Linked DNA regions of Mus musculus: region 2 is linked to region 1. A link is a loop called in an ENCODE intact Hi-C map of the cell type or tissue named here. Cell type or tissue: heart. All regions are shown on one strand. Links, peaks and the distances in the headings refer to the core of each region. The heading gives the core; the rest is flanking DNA.

Evidence for each region. Hi-C counts contacts between places; a loop is a spot of excess contacts. Peaks named below come from ENCODE experiments on the same cell type or tissue, not always from the same donor. Only the 100,000 strongest peaks of a DNase experiment are listed, where the experiment ranks them.
Region 2: it touches region 1 in a loop (2.2-fold over the local background); 3 of 42 quality-filtered maps call a loop at or near these places.

What each region holds. Positions count from the first base shown.
Region 1 is chr9:79,604,451-79,615,541 of GRCm38, forward strand. It overlaps Col12a1 (collagen, type XII, alpha 1), which reads right to left. Exons shown (of 66, transcript NM_001290308.1): 55 at 9,899-9,952; 56 at 9,311-9,406; 57 at 8,466-8,519; 58 at 7,946-7,999; 59 at 5,364-5,417; 60 at 3,970-4,041; 61 at 880-915; 62 at 704-770; 63 at 1-131. Among named protein-coding and RNA genes, the nearest start is that of Gm10635, 91 kb to the left of the region's middle. In heart, for the core only: no CTCF peak of the experiment used is centred there; a DNase peak (open chromatin) is centred at 5,981.
Region 2 is chr9:79,711,840-79,722,930 of GRCm38, forward strand. Col12a1 (collagen, type XII, alpha 1) reads right to left here and starts at 6,883. Exons shown (of 66, transcript NM_001290308.1): 1 at 6,580-6,883; 2 at 3,525-3,632. The coding sequence starts at 3,597. In heart, for the core only: CTCF peaks have their summits at 2,801 and 5,280; DNase peaks (open chromatin) are centred at 2,802 and 6,882; H3K4me3 peaks cover 5,303 bases; H3K27ac peaks cover 5,084 bases; H3K27me3 peaks cover 999 bases.

The DNA of each region.
Region 1 (11,091 bases), core at 1,323-9,322:
AGGCCCTGGTTCTCCTCTGGCTCCAGCACTGCCAGGGGGCCCTGGAGGCCCTGGTGGGCCAGGCTGGTTTCGACTTGAGTGGTAATCATTTGGAATCTGATTCAGCATCTGATTGAATCTGCTCATCTGGCCTATAGAGAGAAAGAGTTGTTAGAAAGAAACCCAGGAAGGGAGGCGGCACATAGGGGAGCTGTTTTCTCTTAGCACCTAGCTCTTGTGCTCTAATAAGTTCCCTCATTAAAAATGAGATGCATCAGCCACCCAGTAGAAAGTGACCCTTGATCAGCAGTCATCCAAAATGCTGGCCTCAAGCCACAAGCTTTGGTACAAATAAGTAAGACTTATCAGAAGGTGGTAACTCTTTGAAATACATTGCCTTTCTGTGTGTCAGAGGAAGTCACTCAAAAGTTATTATTTTGGGGGCTTCGTTTCCAAGCCCAGTGATTCACTGGATTTAGAACATGATCACGGACCTCTCTTTTCTTACAAACAAATTAAGAAATTTGTGGGCTGTGTTCCTCAGGACTGTGCTGTGAGAAGCACTAATGAAACTTCAGAGGACGAGCCCTGAGTTTCAAGGCTAGCTTGCGCTCCATCTTCAGGCATGGCGCTGTACTAGTGTGAAACATTTCCAATCAACTCTGTGACTCAATTTCCTGTATTTTCTCTTTAGCCGTTGTTCAAATGGTGAAGAGCTAATTACCACTGATCAGTTGTTCGCAGACTTGTCTTGCAACCGCTCGCATCATGTTCTGGGAAGCGATGTCTCCCTGGTTAATTAATTTTAAAAATAATCATTAAAATATTATTTCTATAACTTCAGAGTTAAGTGTTTAAACACTTGAAAGAAAATGAAGTCTAATTTTAAGAAATACATACCCTATCACCTTTTTCTCCTTTTAAGCCAGATTGACCCTGAAACACAGATATGTTATATTTTAGAAACAGCAAGAGATGATCTAAAATAGTTGTTCTCAACCTTCCTAATGCTGTGACCTTTTAATACAGTAGCTCATGTTTTAGTGACACCCAAACCATAAAATTATTTTGTTGCATCTTCATAACTATAATTTTGATACTGTTTTAATCATAGTGTAAACATCTGCTATGCAGGATATCTGATATGCAACCCCTTCCTTGTTCTTTGATGTGCAAGGGGGTAAGGACCCATAAGCTGAGAACCTCTGATCTAAAATGGACAGCCACGATGATATGAGGGCAGAGTCTGTCGTCTGATAAACCAGCAATGTGGTGCATCACATTAAAACCACACCACTAACATTTTCCTTTACTATAAAAATAACCTAATCTCCCACCAACTGGGGCCTTCCAAAGCCTTGCTCAGACGTGAGTTTTAGAACAACAGTTACAAAAGCTATGTGCCGTTCACCACGTAGACTTGCAACTGCAACGTGCGCTTGAACTCAAACTGCACTTGAACTAGCAATTTAAGTTACCATGGTTACTTAGCTCAGTTGCCTATTGTGAAATACACAAAAGCCTGACATCCACTCACTTCCTAGAAGAACCAGTAAAGGACTTCCTGTCAGCTCCCTGGATAAATGTGGAGCTCATTCTTCCTCCAATTAGTTTTTGTACATTGGATAGAAAAGAAAACAGATGTTTTTGTCTCTTAATTGATCTCACATCCAAACAACCACATAATCTTTATCACACTCCATCAGAAGCCCATCCCTGTCCAAGAAAGATCCTTGGAGGGCCCGAACTTCCTATCTTCTCGTAGTATTTCTTTCAAACTGCAAACTACCATTGCAGAAGGAACATCCAAGTCATTAACAAATTTGATAGTGGGATGCTATTCCAGCCAACTCAACTTGTACTGTTTCCATGGAAACTAATGAGTTCTAATCCCGGCTTAGTGTAATGATTCCGATATCCTCTTAACTGACCTCCCTCCTTCCTGCTTTTGCTCTTGATAGCCTATTCTTGATACAGATGCCAGAATGGGAATTTTAAAGAAAAAGTAGATTTTCTCACTTGTTTGCCCTGAGACATGAATGACGTACAGTGAATTATAGTTATTGTAAGAAAAACTTGTGCTTGGCTTCCTCATTACAAAAAGAATTAATTTTTTGTGGGACTGCTAATATTGAATATGGAACTTTATGAAACTACAGTTATTATTTTTTATTTCTTGCTCCTCTGAAATGTTTCTGACTTAAATTTTCAATTTGTTCCTACTCTAAATTGTTTAAGCTTTTTGAGAAATTGACACATGGGTACTGCATTTTGATCATTATCTCCCCACAACTCCTCTCATGTATACCACTACTCCTTCTCAATTATTACTCCTTCTCTATTACTCACACACACACACACACACACACACAAATACACACACACACTTATACACATAAACGCACACAAGCACACATACTCATACAAACACACACTCATACACACACACATAAATACACACTTATACACACACTCGTACACATACACACACACATGAGTTCATTTAATGTTTCTCATATGTGCATGTTTTAGAGTGACCACTTGACTGCCTATAGCCATTGACTGCCTATAGATCTTCATTTAGGGGTGAGGCCTTGTGAAATCCCCCAATACATGTTGGCACATCACATGGTATTGTCTTGTTTAGACAACAATATTGTCAAAAATTCACAGAAATAACTTCCCTGTCATCATGTCTGTGATCTTGTAGAAGCATTTTTACTCCCAGTCACTAGCAATCACATCTCAGCTAAAAGCAGTAGGATGTTCTGGCCCTCTGCTTGTCTAAGTTAGCCTCATCTAGCCTCATCTAATACAAAGTAAAACAAGAAGGGTGTGAAGCCCAATGGCCATTTCAAATACTTGTGGATATGTTAGAAACTCCAAATTCAATCGAAACATACTAATTTGAAAGTGCATGCTAGGTGTGGTACTATTGCAATTCTTATTCCTAACCAAAAGAGTGAGGAGGAGAGAGAGAGAGAGCTAAACCAGGTATAAACTGAGAAAGGGTCACACTAGAAAAAGTAAAATAACCAGCTTAAGTTTGGCCTCTGATGTATTTGTTTGTGCTAAGTGTTGAACCAATGGCCCTGCACAGGCTAAGCTGACACCCCAGCACTGAGCTACACCCTCAGTCTAATAAAGAATTTTTTATGCACATGCACGTGTGTGGTGAGAGCATTTGCACATACATATGCAGACGTGTTCCACAGCATACATGTGGAGGCCTTGGGTGTTCATCCTTAACTTCCACATGATTTGAGACACGGTCTCTTTGCTGTTTGTCCACTATGGATGCCAGATACCTTACCTAAGAGCTTCCAGGGACCCTCCCATTTCTTCCTCCCATCTCTCTGCAGGAACACTGAGAGGGCAGATACTCCTGCTACATGTGCAGGTTTTGTAAGTATCCTGGAAACTCAAACTTAGATCCTCATGCTTGGATGGCTAGCATTTTTACCCTCTAAGCCATCTCCCTAAGCCCCAATAAACACTTTTAAGACTGGTCTGATGCTCCAGAATCCTCAGTTATGGAGCAAGAAAAGAAAATGGTATATCTGGGTAGTGGGTATCAAAGGGTTAACATTCCTCCATTGAGAATGAAGGCGCCCTGCACTCTGATCATGTATTTTTATGTCTTAAACAGCATACCATTTATAAATTAAAAAAGAGAATGATTTTGCTGACCCAGCTCTGAAGCTTAGAGTGTTTATACAGTGCAGAAAAATGTGTCTTGGCTCACAATCCCTTCCTCCTTTTAAAGAAACCAAGGACCACAATTTTCATCCCAGGATATTATAGCAGCCCAGCAGGGGGAAGAAAAGTCTTCAGAACCGTTCCCGAGTCAAATCTATGGGTTTATCGTGGTTTCAGCAGCTGCTCCTACATATTTATGGCTGAGATAATCTAAATATGCCCAAGCCTTGGGATTCTCATTTGTCCACATCCACAGGAGAATGGAATCAGTCGACATGCAAAACTACTTACAGGTCTGCCATGGTCTCCAGGTTTTCCTGGTTTCCCACTTGGCCCTGTGACTCCTGGAGAGCCTGGGCTTCCCTACAACCACAGACCAAGAAAGCCAAGGTTATGACAAGGAAAAAATCCTAGCCACAGTAACTGAAGAATTGCAGCCAGACTTAAAACCGTTTAAAAGAAGCAGGATGCCATTACACAGTAAGGAAGAGGAAAGCCACGTTTTAAGGTAACATGAGGGGAGAAATCTTGGGATTTCTGTCTGAAATGTATCTTGAGACCAACAGAAAAATACATGCATACCTATAACCAGATTCACAATTCATAGACTAAAATCTCAGTACATTTGTTGCAAAGGCATATTTACAGAATAAAAACTCCTAATTTTTTAGTTTATTTCTGAAAATAAATAAATAACTAAATAAATCCTCCAAAAGACAGGGGTGGAAATGTTGACTAGTGGGGGATTAAGAAGGTGGCTGAGTTTATCCTCCTTTAGCCTCTCTTCCAGAGACCATAGAAGAGTCTAGAAATCCTTACTCCTCAGGGACATTCCCGAGGCTCCAAGTCTCTCCCTCCAGTCAGCACTCCTCATCCCACCAAAACCACAAGAATCTCTCCCTGTTGCTTTTAAGTCTAATTGCAAGCATTTCTGCTCTATATCTACTGGGCTATTTATAATATGATATCCAATACATCATGTTCTAAAGCCTACCACTTCTATTAAATAGAATCATAGATTTTATAAAATATTTCCCTAAATGTATGCAAAGTTGAGCTCTGTAGTAAATAGTTAGGCTTATTATTTATTTAAACTGTTCTTACATGAAAACACATGTATTAAATATAAATAGTAAAATCAAATAAACATATGTTCTGGAATCTTTCAATCCTGCCATGCAGACAGGGGGGCATAGCCAGTGTTTCTATCTCATTGTAACATCACCTATAGATTGTTCTACTTGAAAAAAATTTCAGAATCTATCTTCAGCTTAATCTACACAAGGCATAAGACCACCCTTTGTTTAAGATGTAGATAAAACCTACCTCCTCAGAATGACCAGTGGTTGCTCATTAATATTGTCCTTAACATTTAAATGTCACAGAGCTCAGATTCAGGAGGTGACCACTGAGGAACTGAGTCTAATATCTCACTGAAGAGAAAAATCAAGAGACCAACCAGACAGTGCCCAGGTCAGTCTGAGATTTTTCTGAAACAGAACTTGAAAAAGCATCTGTATTTTGACACATCTGTTTTCTCTAGAACATTTTGACTCATAAATCAAAAACAAATGGCTTCTGGATCAATATTCCCCATAGCACAGAGGGGGGAAACTCAAAATGGGAGGAAAGGAAAAGGAGGCTGGAGACCGTGGTCAGGGCAGTGTAACCCTCTCAGCTCTTACCGGTGGCCCCGGGGGACCTCTGGGCCCCATTGCACCATCTTTTCCAGTGAAACCCTGTTGTAAGAATGAAAGTACAGGTTAGGAAGGAAACAAGCATGTGGAATGAGGCTAAATAGATCACTAAGGGTGATAGGGTCATAAGAAGGGCTGAGTACATGGTGGTGTTTGGTAGCTAAGCTTTCAGTATGAAGACCAGCATTCCAAAATAACAACAATAACAACGACAAAAAAAAAAAAACCCTCATTTCAATTTACATTATACTTTTACTGAGTAATTAGTTCCTATGCTCATTCATTTGTATACTACAAGCAAAATTAGTTCAAATGCCAAACTAATATTTTTCAAAGAAGGCAGATTCTAAAATTTTAAGATTTTAAAAGAAAGATTTTAAGAAATTCTAAGATTTTAAAAGTACAAAAAGAGATGAAGGGAGACTGCCTCTGCTGATTGAAGCCACCCTCAGAAACTCAAACTGCCTTAGCTGCCCTACACTCAAAAAGGAAAGGAAGTCTTCTATTCTCTCAGCCAGAGTTAAATGTTCTCCCTTCATGACAGGGCCGAGCTATGTCAGTGTGAGCAGCAAGGAAAGGGCAGGCGCATCTCCCTGCAGGGCTGCCCTTTGGCTCCTGTGTCCACACTGGTTTGCTCTTTCCCTCTGTACAGTGCCAAATGACCTCTGTCTGGAGTGAGTCACCCTGCTACCTAGTTAGTGTTCATTCGCAACACCAGATCTCTGAAACCCAGCCGAGGACTTCTGAGTCAGTTTGCTGTTTATGCTTGCTGCATTCCTCAGTCAGAAGTGATTTTTGTCCCATTTTCCACAGAGAATAAAAATGATCAGTACCAGGCAATGGTGACTCCGCGCCTGCAATTCTAGCATTTGGGAGGCTGAGACAGGAGGATTGCTGTGAGTTCTGGGCCAGCTTGGTTTTGAAAAAATCAAACCATGGAAGAATTATGTTGTCCATAATTATTCAGCCTCTGTATTTCTGCTTACTTCACAATAGCAGAAACTTAGTTTTCTTTTAAGGGAGTTTTAGAAATACTCCCATATCCCCCAAAACAAATCTTTTCAGAAACTTAAAGGGATAAACTTTCAGTTTGCTTTCTGAAGAAGTTATGTCCGCTTAACAAATACCAGGCTTGGAGTCCATCTGATACAAAACCAACATTACTTCTGAGAGCCACTTAAGAAACCAAAGTGTTCCAGTAGCTCTGATAGGCCTGGTCTTCCATCCAAACAGATCCAAGTGCTACCACAGCACTCTCTCTCGCTCGCTCTCTCTCTCTCTCTCTCCCCTTGTAGGGAGGATCAGACTTTTAATGATCTAGTCATGCTTAGAACTTCCTGGCCACCTGTTTCTTTGAAGGAACATACCTAAATTGGGATGAGGGGGATTTAATTTGATGTCCTTAAATGGGCTATCTCAAGCCACCTGCAGTCACCATGCTTTACCTCTTAGCTTCACTTCTGACTGCAAGCCTGCAACAGTCGTTACTATAACCACCCGAATCAATCACGGTGTCAGAAGAGACTAGGGACCACTTCATATAAATTAGATACAAGTACATGGGGTTCTTCTGTGGTCCCCACTATACCTGCAGAACCTGACTCACCAGGGTCCTCTTCCTCACCTTCCTCCTGCTTCCCTCTCTTACTTCCTGCCACTTTCTTATTTATTTCTTATTTTTGTTAGCCAAAATCCCCATACCGACAGCTTCTCTCACTGTGTGAAACAGTGTATGTCCTCCCTGCTCACTGTGCCTGCTTTTAGCCTCAGAGGCAGCTCACTAAGCCATCGGCACATGAGTAGGGCCATGGAAGAAACGTGGGAATTGGTTCTTAAATCGTTGCCTCATTTTCATCCCAAGAGATAAGAGTGGTCTGTCCACAATGTTGGACATGGGTTGGAGTTTCATGGGTTGGAGGGGGAAATGTGCAGATCTTCCTAACCCCTCACCCTTCTCGGTGCAATGGTGACAGTATTGGCTTCCTGATTGCCAACCTCAAGACCGCACCATCACCATCTGAAACACACACTGGGCCCCACCATTACCATCTGAAGCACACACTGGGATGGGTTGTGATGTGCACAGCGAGCCCTTGACAGCAAATCAGCTCACTGCCACTTTCTCAGTGGCTGTAGTCACCTTTGTTTTCTTATTGGAAAGGCTGGAGTTCATTTGTATTCTCACTGTTGCTCTTCATTATACAGTAAAAATTGAACAATACTGCCCAAATTCAGCATTGTCAAAAGATGCTGAAGTGCCAATATGTCACTTGAGTCTCCAAACTCCTCATTGGAGTCTATGACTTGCTCTTTGACTTGTGTGTTTCTTCCAAGTGTCAGAAAAAGCACAGAAACAACCCTCGGGAGCATGTCACACACTATTCTGGGTTACCTTGGTGAAGTATTGCTCCTACTGAGTGACACCTCCTTGCCAGTGATTGCTGATGCTGGATGGTCCACCAATACCATCTTTGAAACCTCTCACAAGATATATGAGCTCCACCTCTCCAATCATGCAAACAGGATTGGGGGGGTCTGTAATTAAAACATATTCATGGCCCAAAACTTACTCTGTCTCCTGGTGGTCCCATTGGTCCTGGTGGGCCAGGTAATCCTGGGGTTCCCTACACAGAAGGGAGCAAGCAATTAGTGTGCAGTAATACACTGTTTATGTAAAAGAAAAAAATTATTCTTAGTGTTCTTCAAAATGTCTTCAAACAAAGTTTGAGGGCTCTAAAAAGAAACAGAAGACTATGGCCAAACACAGGGCCAGGCATATAGACATTGGTCAGCTAGGAGGTATTAGAATTAAACAGTATACCCTTGAAAAGTAAGAACAGAGTATGAAATTCAAGTCCAGAGAAGCACACACGTGAGCCACCCTTCACTATTTAATCTTGGTTTGCTTCTTTTTAATTAATTAATTTTCATATAATATATTCTGATCATGATTTGCCTTTTCTCCAGCTCCTCCCTGCTTCTCCCCACCCAACAAACTCCACCTCCCCTCTCAAACAAATTTGTAACACTCAAAAGACAACTTTGTCAACAGAGCATTACAGGTAAGAAGAGGTAATTTTGAGAACTCACTGTCCGTCCCGGAAGGCCTGGCTCTCCTGCATCACCTTTCATTCCCTGGCGACCCTAGAGTGGGCAGTGAGAAGATGGTTCTCAGGTATTATGGAAATTAAGTTTAAAAGAAGGAATTGAGTCACTTATGCATTTTTATCATTTTATAGGTATGATGTAGGGATTCAGAGACAAGCACGTAAGTCTATTTTAAAGGAACATGAATGAACCCTCCCCTTCATTAACACTCACTTTCTATCCAGCAAATGTCATTTTGTACTTTCTACTTAATGTTATGATGCTGTTATACAGACTTGGGACAATATATCTACATTAAAAGAACATAGTTTAACAAAAGTGACATATACATTACTTTCAGGAAGTTTCTGAGAGACCAAATAAATAGAACAATTTTTCATAGTTACTGATTGCATGTCTGATTTACACATCTAAAATAATATTCATCAGATGACACCAGCTGAGTAGCTAGCCTTGCATTCTCCTAGAAAACATTTGCACTCAGAACAACATAGAAAATACTGCACGTAAACCAGTCCGAGTGGCTCAGGCCTGGCATCCCAGCTGCTCAAAAGACTGAGATAGGAGAATCACAAGTTCAAGTCCTGAACTGACCACAGAGTAAGCTCAAAACCCTGTCTCAAAATAAGAAGCTTATAACAGGTCGGGGCGTTAGCTCAACGGTAGAGAGCTTGCATAGCATCTGTGAGGCTCTAGGTCCAAAACCTTATACCAAAAATTGCTGAGGGGAGACACGACAAAACAAGGAAAGGAAGAAAAAATGTGTTCCATTTAAATACATTGTTAACCCAACATTTTCATTTACTATAGAAAGCTTTTATGTTTACCTGTTCGCCCGGAATGGAGAGTCCATTGGGTCCCTGGGGGCCTGGAGGACCTTGAGGGCCTGGAGGGCCAGTATCTCCACGGGGACCTGGGGGCCCCTAAAATATATGAGAAAAGTGAAAGATGAAAAGGTTGATGTAAGAACCTTTAAGAACAGTAAGAAGGGTCAGAAACCTCTCGTCATAGCCTGACGGCATGATTACTTAGTCTTCACCAACAGTTTAAAATACATACGTGTATAAAACTCTATTGAGGCCACACCCTTTCATTCCCTTTACTACACCTTCAGGAAGTGGTGCCATGAATTCACAACAAAACCTACATTTCAACAAATGTCCTTTTAAAGGTGGTCTTTTTAAAGTAAAAACCATTATATAATATGTGCTATATCTGTATTCACATATTCCCATGAGTTCAAATTTCCACTATGTTGAATCTACACTCCTTGTTCATAATGTCTGAAGCCAAGAACTGTGATGTGACTTGATGTTACTAAACCAAAAGTAAGTGGCCCAAGGTCAAAGACCACCTCCAAGGGGATTTAAACAACTTGATATCCATGACTCCTTGGAGCATTAAAATGTACTTACAACTGCCCCATTGATGCCTCTTTCACCTCTGGGACCTTTTGCGCCAGGTCCTCCCTAAAACACATAAAAAGAACACATTTTGGTGTAAGCATAAGGAATTCAGAAATTGATACATAAAAAACAGTGTTTCAAGAAGTAATATGCTCGCTAAACGGTCAATACTTACACAGATACTTGCAAAATATTAAAGGAAAGTTATCATGTTATGGCCAGGATGCAGCTCTATGGCAAACCCTTGCCTAGCATGGACAAAGCTCAGGTTTGAGCCCCAGCATGGCTAAGAAATAAATTTGTATCATATAAACACACAGGCAAAGAGAATTTGAAAACTGCACATTCTATGTTTCTTCTTGTTATATTCACAGCACTTGAATAAAAAGAAAAGTGCATTTGAGGATTATATGAATTATATTCTGCAAGGAAACTACTCAAATGTCTCAGGACCTCAGAGCGTGTGCTTACAAACAAGAATTCAAGGAACAACAAATAAAACCAAAAAAAAAAAAAAAAAATGATAGTGACATCAGAAAATGGTACCTCAATACTAGAGAAAAAAACAGAGAAATGTCTATCAGATCCAAGACATATTCCAGGTGAATCTCAGATTTTTGATACTAATTCCAGGGACATTTTAAATCCATATATAAAAGGTGCTTTGTAATTAACCTAAAATCAAGTTATTTTCTATAACCCCAGTATCATACAGACTGGTGTTCTCAGTATCTGAGTTGCTCCTATATCAATAATTTATTTTCTTAAAAAGCCAATGAGGTTAAAGCAATCACTTGTATTCCACAGTAGGGCTCAAGTCGGGTATTACAAATCAGGCCTAATCCAAAAAGATACACACTGATGGACCAATGCACTCTAGGGTAACTGCAGTCTTCAATGTTTCACTTTGCATTTTTCTTAGTCTCTCATCCCCATCACATAGTATCTAGTCATAGCCTCAGCATTCAAATTAGTCCACACTCTAGTACTTGCTCCCAGAGCTTATACCATGACCATATATTTGTCATCTTAACATGTTCACACCATGAGGTGTGCCTGCTATGTCAGGTACATATGTTCTAAGTTCTACGTAAGTTGTTCTTGGTCAGCCTTCCAAACCATGGTTATTCATACAAGAAACTTTAAGGAAATATAGTACACTTCCAAGTGCTTATATTTACAGATGGAAACCCAAACTTGTG
Region 2 (11,091 bases), core at 1,123-9,122, 110 kb after region 1:
GCTACAATAAAATATCAACTCCAGGAACTCTCACTTCCTCATCTGAAAAATAGAACAATCAGGATAGATGGCATCTACCTTCTCTGGTTTGAATGTTTTGTTGTATATTAGAAACAGCACTGAATAAATGGAAATCTGCAACTGACAGTGGGGCAGACAGAGTTAGGGAGCATCTCCAGGAGATAGAGACCTGGGATAAGGGAGGCCCACAAGAATCAGTGGTGGTGACCTTAGCTGTGACTCAGAGCACTGGGGATATGGAGCCTGAAGAGGTCACCTCCTGTAGCCAGGCAGGAATCCCTATGGAGCAAGAGGGACACCAACCCACCCACAAGACTTTCAACCCAAAATTTATCCAGGGGATGAAGCAGAGACTGAGGGAGTGGCCAACCAATAACCAGCTCAACTTGAGACCCATCCCATGGGCTGCGAGCACTAATCCCTGATGCTATTAATGATATTTTGTGATGCTTGCAGACAGGAGTCTAGCGTGGCTGTCCTCTGAGGGGCTCCACATAGCAGCTGATTCAGACAGATGCAGACACCCACAGGCAAACAGTCCCTTTCATTAGAAGGGGAGGGGGGATGGAGGAAGGATTGTGAGAGGAAATACATATATGTGTGTACATTATATCATTTTTTTCTTAATCTAGATGCAAGGCAATTATTATTAAAGGCATGGATTAAAATCACTGAAAATTGATAATGATTGTTTATTATATGGTATAAGCTATAAATAATACAAAATTTAAAACTGAATTTCACAAATTTTATATCCATCTCAAATTCTAGATTAATGAAAAAAAATGTGTCCAGTTTTCAAGGAATAATAACCATTAGCTATTTAATGCAAAGCTAATTTTTCTAAAAATCTATTAATATATGTTACCCAAACCCAGACTAACTCACACAACCTAGGTCCATACCTAGATTTAATCTTAAACTAGAGAAAGTTTTAACTTTGCTAGTCTATTTAATATCCACTTAAGACAAAAATTTTTAAAAATCACCTTTGTGTTTACGTCTATAGGACACAGTAACCTAGAATGGTAACATAATTTAACCATACAAATGCAAGCACGGTGAAAATTTTATTATGATTTTTTGAAGGTAAAATGTAAATTTTAAAATAATTTCAATTAACATAAAAAAACTGTGCTTTCAGCATATAAAAAAAGCAAATAAAAATTATCCATAGAACTACAAGAGCATATATGAGCCACACCAAAAAAATTAAAATTAAAATTAAAAAAAAGTAACTTTGGCTACCCTACCAGAAGACTGTACACAGAGGGACAAGCTGAAATTTTGAAATACTCTCACAGAAAGATTTCAGGGAGAAAAATTCTATTTCATAGCCCAACGTCTCCAGAAAGACTTTGGCCACAAATTTTGTTAGCCTTCTCTAGGCTCCTGGGGCCATTTAGTTAGTAGTTAACACCAGGGCTGAGCAGCCCAACAAGGGGCAAACAGCCACACGTGGCTACCGAGCGCTTGAAGTGTGGCCAGTCCATAATGAAATGTGCTACAAGTGTAAAAAGTCCACGTCCAGCTTCCAAAACTTAGCACAGAAATGCAGAAGTGCTAGCTGATGCTGTGTCTATCAATTGCATGTTGAAACAAAAATATTGTGTTAAGACCTTTTACATTAAAATCAATTTTTCTTCTTTTCCCTTTTGTTTTACTTATATGACTATAAGAAATGTTGGAGTTCTACGTATGACTTACATTTGTGCCTCATATTTCTGTCTGACACTGCCAAACTAGAAAGCAATCCAAAAATGAATTTATTAAAATATACTGGCCTAAAGGAGGAGGAGACATGAGCTTAAGAAAGATTGAGGAAAAACCAACTACATCATATGGAAATTAATATAAAGTTAGAAGATAAAATATGAGCTAATAATAAAGACATATCGTATAATGTCCTTTTTAACTGTATTTTGCTGCCTGGTCAATACCACTTAAGAGATGTTTTCCACTTAGCATAATCACCAACCTAACCCTATACTTAAGAATTCTCAAAACTTTTATTTTCAAAGAACTATTTTCTTAATGGGCAACAAACAGGCCACTTCAGTGATTTATCTAAAAATATCTTCAGTAGTGCTTCCAGAAGTTTCTCAAATAAAATTCCTTCCTAACTGACGTCACAGCAAGGATTACTGAAAGGACACCTCATCAGAATACTCCTTCAGGAGGGAAGATCAGACTCGTCACGAAAGCCAGGCCAGGAGCAGTGCGCTATGGTTGGTTCCCTAACATTAACTCTCTATACCTATAGTTTTGAAGTAGAACATTTTTTTTAAAAATCAGGATGGTCAAGAAACAGCCCTACATACCTAACCACTTTAGTATCAACACAGTCTACCCTGGAATTTCCAGAGCGGACAGACATCTCCCTAACTTCATTAAAGGCATTTTTTTTAATTGAAGAGGGTAAAAGGACTTTTCAAGATTAACCCATTTATCTTGCGAAATACGATTAGTTTGCAACGTCCCGAATGATAATTGAAAGGGCCACTAAGATTGTTACATGGAAGTGGCTTCCTCGATAAATACTGAGACATGAAAGCACTAAGTGCATCAAACAAAACGGAAATTAGGTTAAAAGTCTAACAAAAGTTTTCTAGATGGCAGGGTACAAGGAGCCGGGGCTTTTGGAGTCACATTGTGGTGTCCCTGACCACCTAGTGCCAAGACGCTGAGGTTAGACGCGGCCAGGTCTCCCTGAGCCAGGCAAACGCAAGAGCAAGCCAAAGGGGTGCCCGGATCCCAGCCGCCTACAGGCTGGAAACCCTGGCACCCAGCCGAGCCACCCCTCCCCCACAGCTGGGTTGTTCTGGGACGTGTGCTTTAGAAACCTTAGAACCAAACGCAAACAGCAGGGTCCTCTAGATCGAGTGAGCACCCACTAGGGGTCAGTTTCTGCTTGTCACTCATCCCCCGCCCACCCACCTCCCCTAGCTACTGGCAGTTTGAAGGTTGGCTCCTTTGTCTGAAAGTCTGCCTACCCAACCTAATCTGCTCAAAAAGAAAAGAAAGGAAAACCAGACGCTCGGGGCTGGCAGTGTTGGAGTCTTTTATTTCATGTTGTCACCAAGGTCACAGTCCTGACCCAGGTGATCCGCTGCTGATCCTGTAAAGGTGTCCATATTCTGAGGTTCCTGGTGTCCAGATGTCGGGAATCCTCTTGTCAGAGCTGGATACAGTTGTTGCCCTATCCAGGGGACTGATCGTCAAGGAAGGCGGCAGTGCAGGTGGCAGTGTGGACAGCACACTGCAGAGACAAGCGCAAGGAGACCACACAGCACTGTACAGAATAGTGGAAGCAGAATAAACGAGCTGGACCTTTAAAGTTCAGAAACGGACACACCTCAGAAGGCAGGTGTTTCTCTGAAGAAGAGAAAGCACCTGAGAAGTGCAGAGAAAACAGACCAAGCAACAGAAGCAGGAGATGAAAGTCTTTTCCTTTCTTGAACTCTGCAGTTTCACTTGTCATAGGAGAAGTAAAAGCATTTTACCTTCTGCCTCAATGGAAGACAGGAGTAGGGCCACGCCCAGGGCGGCCAGCGCTCGGGGAAGCCTGGTCTGCATGTTTGGGCCTCAAGCTCACAGCCTCATGAAGGGATCTGCAGGAGGAAGCAGTGATCCATCAGAACCCAGCCTGAGCAGGCCACGAACAAGGTTAGACTAGAGCCTAAACATGGACCAGAACCGAGCCAAATCTGCCTATAAAACAACAGGGCCCAGCCCAGCACATAATGGACCCATTGTGGAACCATGGAAGTCAAGCTCTTCCAATAGGTTTAATCAGGGCACTAGTAGGAAATTCTAGTTTAAAGAGAATATTCTTCCCCCAGGGAGCTGCTGCTGCCTGGTGCCCTGTAAAGGCCTGACCAGACCGCACATGACTTCATACTGCCAAGGTGATGGATAATTTAGAGGTCATTTTATCCCTGACTCAACCAAATGTGTCTTCCAGCTGGGTATTTCATTTGGCTGTTTTTCCCTAACTGCTAACCTCTTTAGGTAACTGTGCTTTAGTGGTCCCAGGGTAATTTGATAATAATAATAATAATAATAATAATAATAATAATAATAATAATAAACCTCATTTATTCTATTTTCTCCAGTTTATCCTGACTAAAAATATGCAAGTATGTCTTTAAGATCTGGAATAGATTACAGAGGGATGAGGAAGGCTCAAATGAACCCCAGTTCTTCTGATAACCGTGTCGTTTTCACATCTGATAAAACCTTTACCAAAGATGAGAGGGAACCAACTCTAAAATGCATAATAAAAAGAGACGAAGCCGTAGAAAAAGCAAAATGCCCTTGTCTGTTTCCCAAACATTCTTAGATTGTACAAACCGCAATAATTCTTCCTTGTGTTTAGCTATTTCTTAATGCTGGACGATTATAACTAATACAAGCCCCAGAGGTGAGAAGGTTCTTAATTTTTCCTGCCTTTGCAAATAGATTTCTTCCTTAACGGCAAAGAGTTCCACTCATCCTTTTTACTTTCTCAACACACAGTAGCTGTTTTAGCAGCAGAAAGGACTGCCCTAGTATATTCTATGATCCAATCCAGGAACAAAAGTTACCAGCAATTAGCTGGACTGGGAAGGTGTCTGTGGCCAAATGCAAAAAACAGAACGAGGAGATTCAGAAGTGCACACATAACTTTAAGGCTACACCATAGGCCTCATGACAAATAGCGGGGAGCACTCCCCCATTTGTGTTTGGGAATTCAAAAATAAGCCAAAGGTTGGGCTCTCCTTGAGAAAAAAGGAACTGACAGTCTCCAACCCTGCCTTTCCAAATCATTGGCACGAGGGTTAGGGCAGCTTTCCTCATCCGAGTGTAAATTGCATTTTACATGTCTGATGAGCAGGCAAGCCAAATTGCCCAGAGCTCCTTTTTATGAAGCCAATATTAAAATTTTGGCGCAGCTCTGGGATCTAAGGGGTTTTAGTAATGTCTTCTCCCCCTAATTAACAACAAACCCTTTCCTACATTAGTCAAAATTTGTAAAGATTAAAAAAGCATAAATGCTTCATTGTTGTCGTCACCCGGCCATAACGCTGATATGATAATTTAGAATGCAGTCCGCAGTTGTGCTCACGAAAAGTTAAAGAGTGGTAACCTACCCACAAAAATCGGTGTGCAGTATTTGGGGGGGGGGGGGGTGTTAAAAGGGTGAACAAAAAACTTGAGTTAGTCTAGTCTTAGTCTAGTGCGCCACCTATCGGCTTCCTGTCTCAGCATCAAGAATGAATCACTTCTCTTTGGGGTATCTGATGAATAACTCAGCCATCTCAGCCAGCCAAGAATTCCGTTCGTATACGTTTTAAAGAAAAACTTCTCTCTCCTTCTTAGCCAAAACATTTATCGGAGTGCTTAGCAACACTTCATTGAGCATTCTCAGACATAGATGTCTGAAAGCGGTAGCCCTTACGTGGCAGTAGGATTTCCCTCACTTCCCCTCATGAATGAAAATGAATCAACTGCCCGGAGTGGGGGCACTATGGGAACTGGTCTCTTTCGGACAACTTGCCCCTCCCCCACCCCTTGCTGGAAGGAGCCAACTTCTTAACTCTCTCAATTTAACTTTTTTTTTCAAACGCACACACAGGCACACAAATGTTTCGTGGGCCCATCTAGAGTCCAGGCGTCACCTACGTCTTCTATAAAGGCTACCTAGCCAAGGACGAGCTTAGACTTGTTTCTTCGCCCCCCTCCCCCAATCCTACCCCAGTATTCTTTAGAAGACCCTAACCTTGGAGCTGAGAGGAGGTGTATGCCAAAGATCTGAATTGGTCAGGGGATGGTGGCTGAGGAAGCCAGATGCAGGTCCCATTTGTCAACTGCTCTCAAATGCACTGACTCCACGCACTCTGATCTGTGCACTCAAAGACTGGAGGAGAACCCTCCTCAAAGGTCCCATTGACTGACCCTGGGTAAAACTTAATCCCAGTGCATTCAGGAGGAACCCAAAAAGGAAGTCTCAGAAGCTGCGAGAGCTGGCCTAACCCAGCAGCACTTTGAAAGCAGTGGAGGATGGAGCCAGGGCAGCTCCCCCGAGCATCTGGAGATGCCACTAGCGCCTAGTCTCCCCAAGCTGGAGCGCTTTCCACTGGCCCTCCATGGAATTCTTCGCGGAGCGTACAGTACTTCACTTCGTTTTCTGGCAATGCCTTGAGTCCCTGCTGCAAGCCTGGAGTCCCTGGCAAAGCCACCAGATTATAAAGAGCGACCTATGCAGCCCGTGCACTTCACTGAAAGCGACAGAGACTATAGAGGACATTGCCCTACAGATGGATACACTGAGTCCCACTTGGCACACAAGCAAGCCACCTTTCCTTCTCCCTCCAAAACTCCAAAGAAACCGCCAAACTCCTGTGCCACAGATCTATCTCGGGCACACTAATCAATCGCTTCCAAAGCCAAGCAGCCCCTGCTGGGCATTCTGCCAGCCCCGGGTTAAGGTGCAAGCAAGAAGCCACTTTCCCCAGTTATCTTTGGGAAAGGGCGCGAGGGGTGGGGGTTGGGGTGGGGAACAGAAGCCAGACTGACCTGAGCCGGAGGTGACAGAGGGAGCGGGCGTCCAGCAGCCTGCGCGTGGGACCCCCCGGGCCTGGGAGGGCGCTGCGCTCCGGGAGCACCTGGCGGCCGCCGGTGTGGAAAAGGCGATGGGAGCACCCAGCAGCAGCGCCTAGTGCGCAGAGTGAGCGGAGGCAGGGGGACTGAATGCAGCTGCGGGCGGACGCGTCTGCAGCGGCCGCCTTTGCCGACTGGGAAGAGACTCCGCGCCGCGGGCTACTTAATAGAGGGCTGTTCCCGGCTCTCAGTTTACTCGGTTACGAAACGCCTGAGAAGGTGGAAGGCTGCCACGGGTGATGTATGCTCCTCGGCGGTGAAGGAGGTCTACTTTTGGGAACGTGTGCATACTTCGAGCATTCCTTCGGCGTGAGGTGGCGATCGCCGTAGTAGCAATGCCCCTCCGGGGGCGGGGAGGAGGGAGGGAGAGAGGGGGACAGCCGCAGCCGGGTTCCCTGCCAAGGGAGGCCGCGGACTCCTCCGCTTGGGGCGGGCTAGGGGGCTCGGGTTTCCCTAACCCAACGAGTTTCTTTAATACGTTTATTTTTCTAAAATAAGAACAATGGAGAAGTGGGGAACGGATCTTCGTTTCAGAGCAGCGGGATGGGCATCCCCTTTGTCCCTCACCATTGCATCTCCGGCCGCCACCGTCCCCACGTCCACCTTCCTCCCCCTCTGTCCTGGGTGCACTTAAAACCGATTTACAGGCTTTCCATTAACTAACTGTCTGTGCACGCGGCGGGCCTCTGTCTTTCCCAGTCTCCAAGGCGCGACTTTGAAAACTCCGACAGCCGCCTGCCTGCTCCCGGCTCAGGGCTAGGATGGCTTTCCCAGGCCTGTCTGTCTAACCTAGTTTTTCAGGATAGAGATGGGAGGCTTCGATTCAGTCTGGAGGGAGGGAGAGGAAAGTTATTGGTACCTGGGGGCGGGGGCGGCGGGGGCATCCCAACGGGACACTTAAGAACAAGTTTTATTCTCCTTAGAAATTTCTTGTCAGTTTAAGAGTAAAATCTGGCCCACGTTGGGGCTTCAGGCAGCTCTTCCCTAAAAAATTCCTAGAGGTGAAAAGGACGGAGAGGAGCTCGCTCGGGGACGCTCGCACGCAGGCGCGAGCTACTGAGAAGGCCAACTAGGAGCCGGATACTCCGCCAGCACACGGGCTCTTTTCTGCAGCTCCCCGGTTCCCGGCACTCCACCCCTTGGACGCAGTGGGAGTCTGGCACTTGAAGTTGCCAAATTGTACAAGACGCATGGGATGAAGTGTCCAGTAGTCACACGTTGTTATCCGGAAAGGGCTCGAAGACGGATTCCTACACGCGTTTGTGAGCTCAGAACTCGCTCCGCGAATTTCCCGCCCCTTGAAGCCCAGAGACGTCGCCTCAGCAGGGTTGGGCTAGTGGGTACTGGAAACAGGACAGGGCTCTAGACCCTGGAGTAGACCGCCCCTTGGTAGCAGAAGTTGCGAGCACACCTGACTTAAGCCTTTCTTCCATGCTTGATCTTACCTCTGCAGATTTGACTTCCCTGCTCTAGGCACATTAGTGTTGGAATTGACCAAAACTCTGCACGCTTTTTCCCAGTTCCCTTGCGCCTTGCCCCACGCACGGGCGGCCTCTGGCCAGAGCTAACCAGAGCAAGAGAGGAGCCTGGAAGAAAAGAAACGAGAAAAATGAGAATGGCCACCACCTCTGCACATTCTTGGAGCACGCAGGGCCCACTCAAAGGCCGCTGAGCAACTTGCACAAAGCGCCCACACAATGCGCAGGCTTTTCCCTCATGTCTCCACAGTTCTGGTGTCTGCCTAGACCCTCCAGCCAGGGTGTGAACGCATCTGGAAGATGCAAACACCAATGTATGCGACACAGCTGATCTTTTACATCCCTGTGATGCTCAGAGCCACCCAGGAGCAGCGAGCCCCCTCTTCATGCCTGAAGGGAACTCAGCTTCCAAGCCTGCTCTTCAGCAGGACATGCACATGTAGGGAAAAGCGTCCAGTATGGTCCCCAGACACGTAAAGGAAGGTGGCAACAAGACAGACCAGGGCTATGGTTCCAGCACCCCACTGTGAAGGTGAAGGACTACACCAGCCATAGAAGGACACACACACACAAGCACAATGACACTCCCTATCTAGAAAGGGAGAGCTGGACAAGTGGAGAGTGTCTATCCCTGTCTTCCTCTTGCTCAGTCTGCAGCCTGAAGACCGATTGGAAAAGACTTCTGGACACAAACATCCTCTCCAGCCTAGAGCTGCGAGCGGCAGGCACCCAGGCAGGGGCTCCTTTTGCTCAAGTCCTTTTTAACGGGGAGGCTGGGGGAGGGGGGAAGATATGCTGCAAGAAAGGTGGGTGAGGCAAACCAACAGCTACAGAAGCCCTTATCGCCTTCTAAAAAACAATCCCTGGACAAGATTTAGTGGTTCTAGGTGGGAGGCGGGGGGGGGGGGGGCGACTTGCTGGTGAAGGAGACAGTCACAAATGTATCCAAGCACGCTTATTCGCAAGGGGCCATGGGGCAATTCAAATCCTCGCAGCCTAAAGTCTGAATTGTTTGGTCTCCTGGGCCCTGTAAGCTTGACTCCAGTAAGGGGACAAACATGTTAGAACCCCCCCTCCTACCTGGTGCCTGTCAAAGGTGCGTTTGTTTCTTAACTCCCCTTGGAATCTGTTAAGTTTGCAGTAAAGCGGTGGGTTTTTGCTGACTGAAGCACAGCTGGTTGTATTTATTGAGTCTAGTTGCTTCCTGTGGGTCTTACTCCTGTGGCCATATCCCCAGGATCGGCCTATCCTCTCTCTCCCTCTCTTCTGTTCCCACCTCTTCTCCCTTCGAGTCCTGGGTTCCCGGGGGTTCAAGATCTACAGATCTCTTGTCACACAGCGCGACCTAGTGGATGACTAGAAATCTGAATCAAAATTATGGATTTTGAGAGCTGGGAACGATTGGAGGAAAAAAAAATCTGTCATTCAGCCACCTGGTTTTTCGGACTGATAATTGAAAGGGAATACAGACAAGGACTTGGCGTCAAGTTAAGGCACTCTGTAGAGAAAAGCCTGCCCCAGAGCTGTGAGGCTCTGGGCAGTTTTTGGAAATAAAATAAACAGGGGGGAAAGATCCATTTTAGGATGAAGCTGGGACACAGCACCAACACTAGCTTCTAGAAAACTAAAAGTGCATGAAATCAACTTAACTAAGGCCCCAGAGATAGGATAAACAGTTTTTACTCCCACCGCACATTCTAACTGGCCCACCCTTGCAGAGAGGAAAGAGAGACCTGGGTGAAAGTGTAGGCATTACTGAACACTGAGGATTCTGTGTGAGAGTCTGGAGACAAAGGTATAGTGGTGCTAGTGTTCCTCCTGGTTATCGGATGCCAACAAGCAGCCAGACCAGGAGGAGTGGAAACTGTGTCTGAACATTTCCCGACCCTGTGGGCAATTCAATACACATTTAATCAGCACCTCTGTCTTAGTTATTGTACTACAGCTGTGAAGAGACACCTTGGGCCACATCTCCTAACCCTTGTGGTTTGCTTGTTTGTTTGTTGAGACAGGGCTTCTTCATGTAGCCCTGGCTTTCCTGAAACTCTGTATACCAGACTTGCCTCTAATTCACAGAGATTTGCCTGCCTCAGCCTTTATCCCCCAAGTGTTGGGATCAAAGGCATGCATCACCACCACTCAGTCCTGCTAATCCTTCTAATCCTTTCAAATAGTGCCACTCCCTGGTGAGCAAACATTCAAGTATAGGAGCCTATGGTGGCCATTCTTACTCAAACCATCACACCATCAAAGGCCAAGTTCTGAGAAGCCAGCTGTAAAGCCTATGAAGATAAGGCATTTCTCTCAAAACTCTGTCAAATAACATTTGGGCTGGGCACCTAAGGCAACTTCATGTGCCCCATTCAAGCCTTCTGAATAACTGGGCCCTCTCTTAAAGGAAAGAAGGGATACAGCGCACGCCTACCTTTTATCTTCCCAGAATTTCTTCAGTGAATCCAAAGGCTTTGAATATTTTACCCACAACTCCCTGACCAGGATCCAGGGTGTGGGGAGCTTGGGAGCAAAGAGAAGAAAGAATCTTCATCACGTGCATCTTACTATGCAAGCTCTCAGCTCAAAACGCATAGGTTGCATAGGAAACTGAAAAGTTTCTAAACCCCAGCCTCCACATGCAAAACCTAGTCACAGTGGACTACCAGGGTTTATTACAGCCAAAGACTGCTGGGAATGTATGCGTGAGTCAGTTATGACCTCCTTGGGCAAAATGCAAAAGGCAAGAGGAAATGCATTCATTTACAAGAGGAAAAAGCAACTCTCTGCCCGGAGTCAATACTGTCTCTCTGACCAACACAGGGATGTAGAATCGATTTGTTGGTGGCTGTCAAAGTAAGCGAAGGTGCTTAACTTCTAGTCAAACTTCTACTGTGTCCGCAGGCACTGCATGTATGCTGACACACATTTTCAGGTTGTAGAACTGAAAAGTCACAGG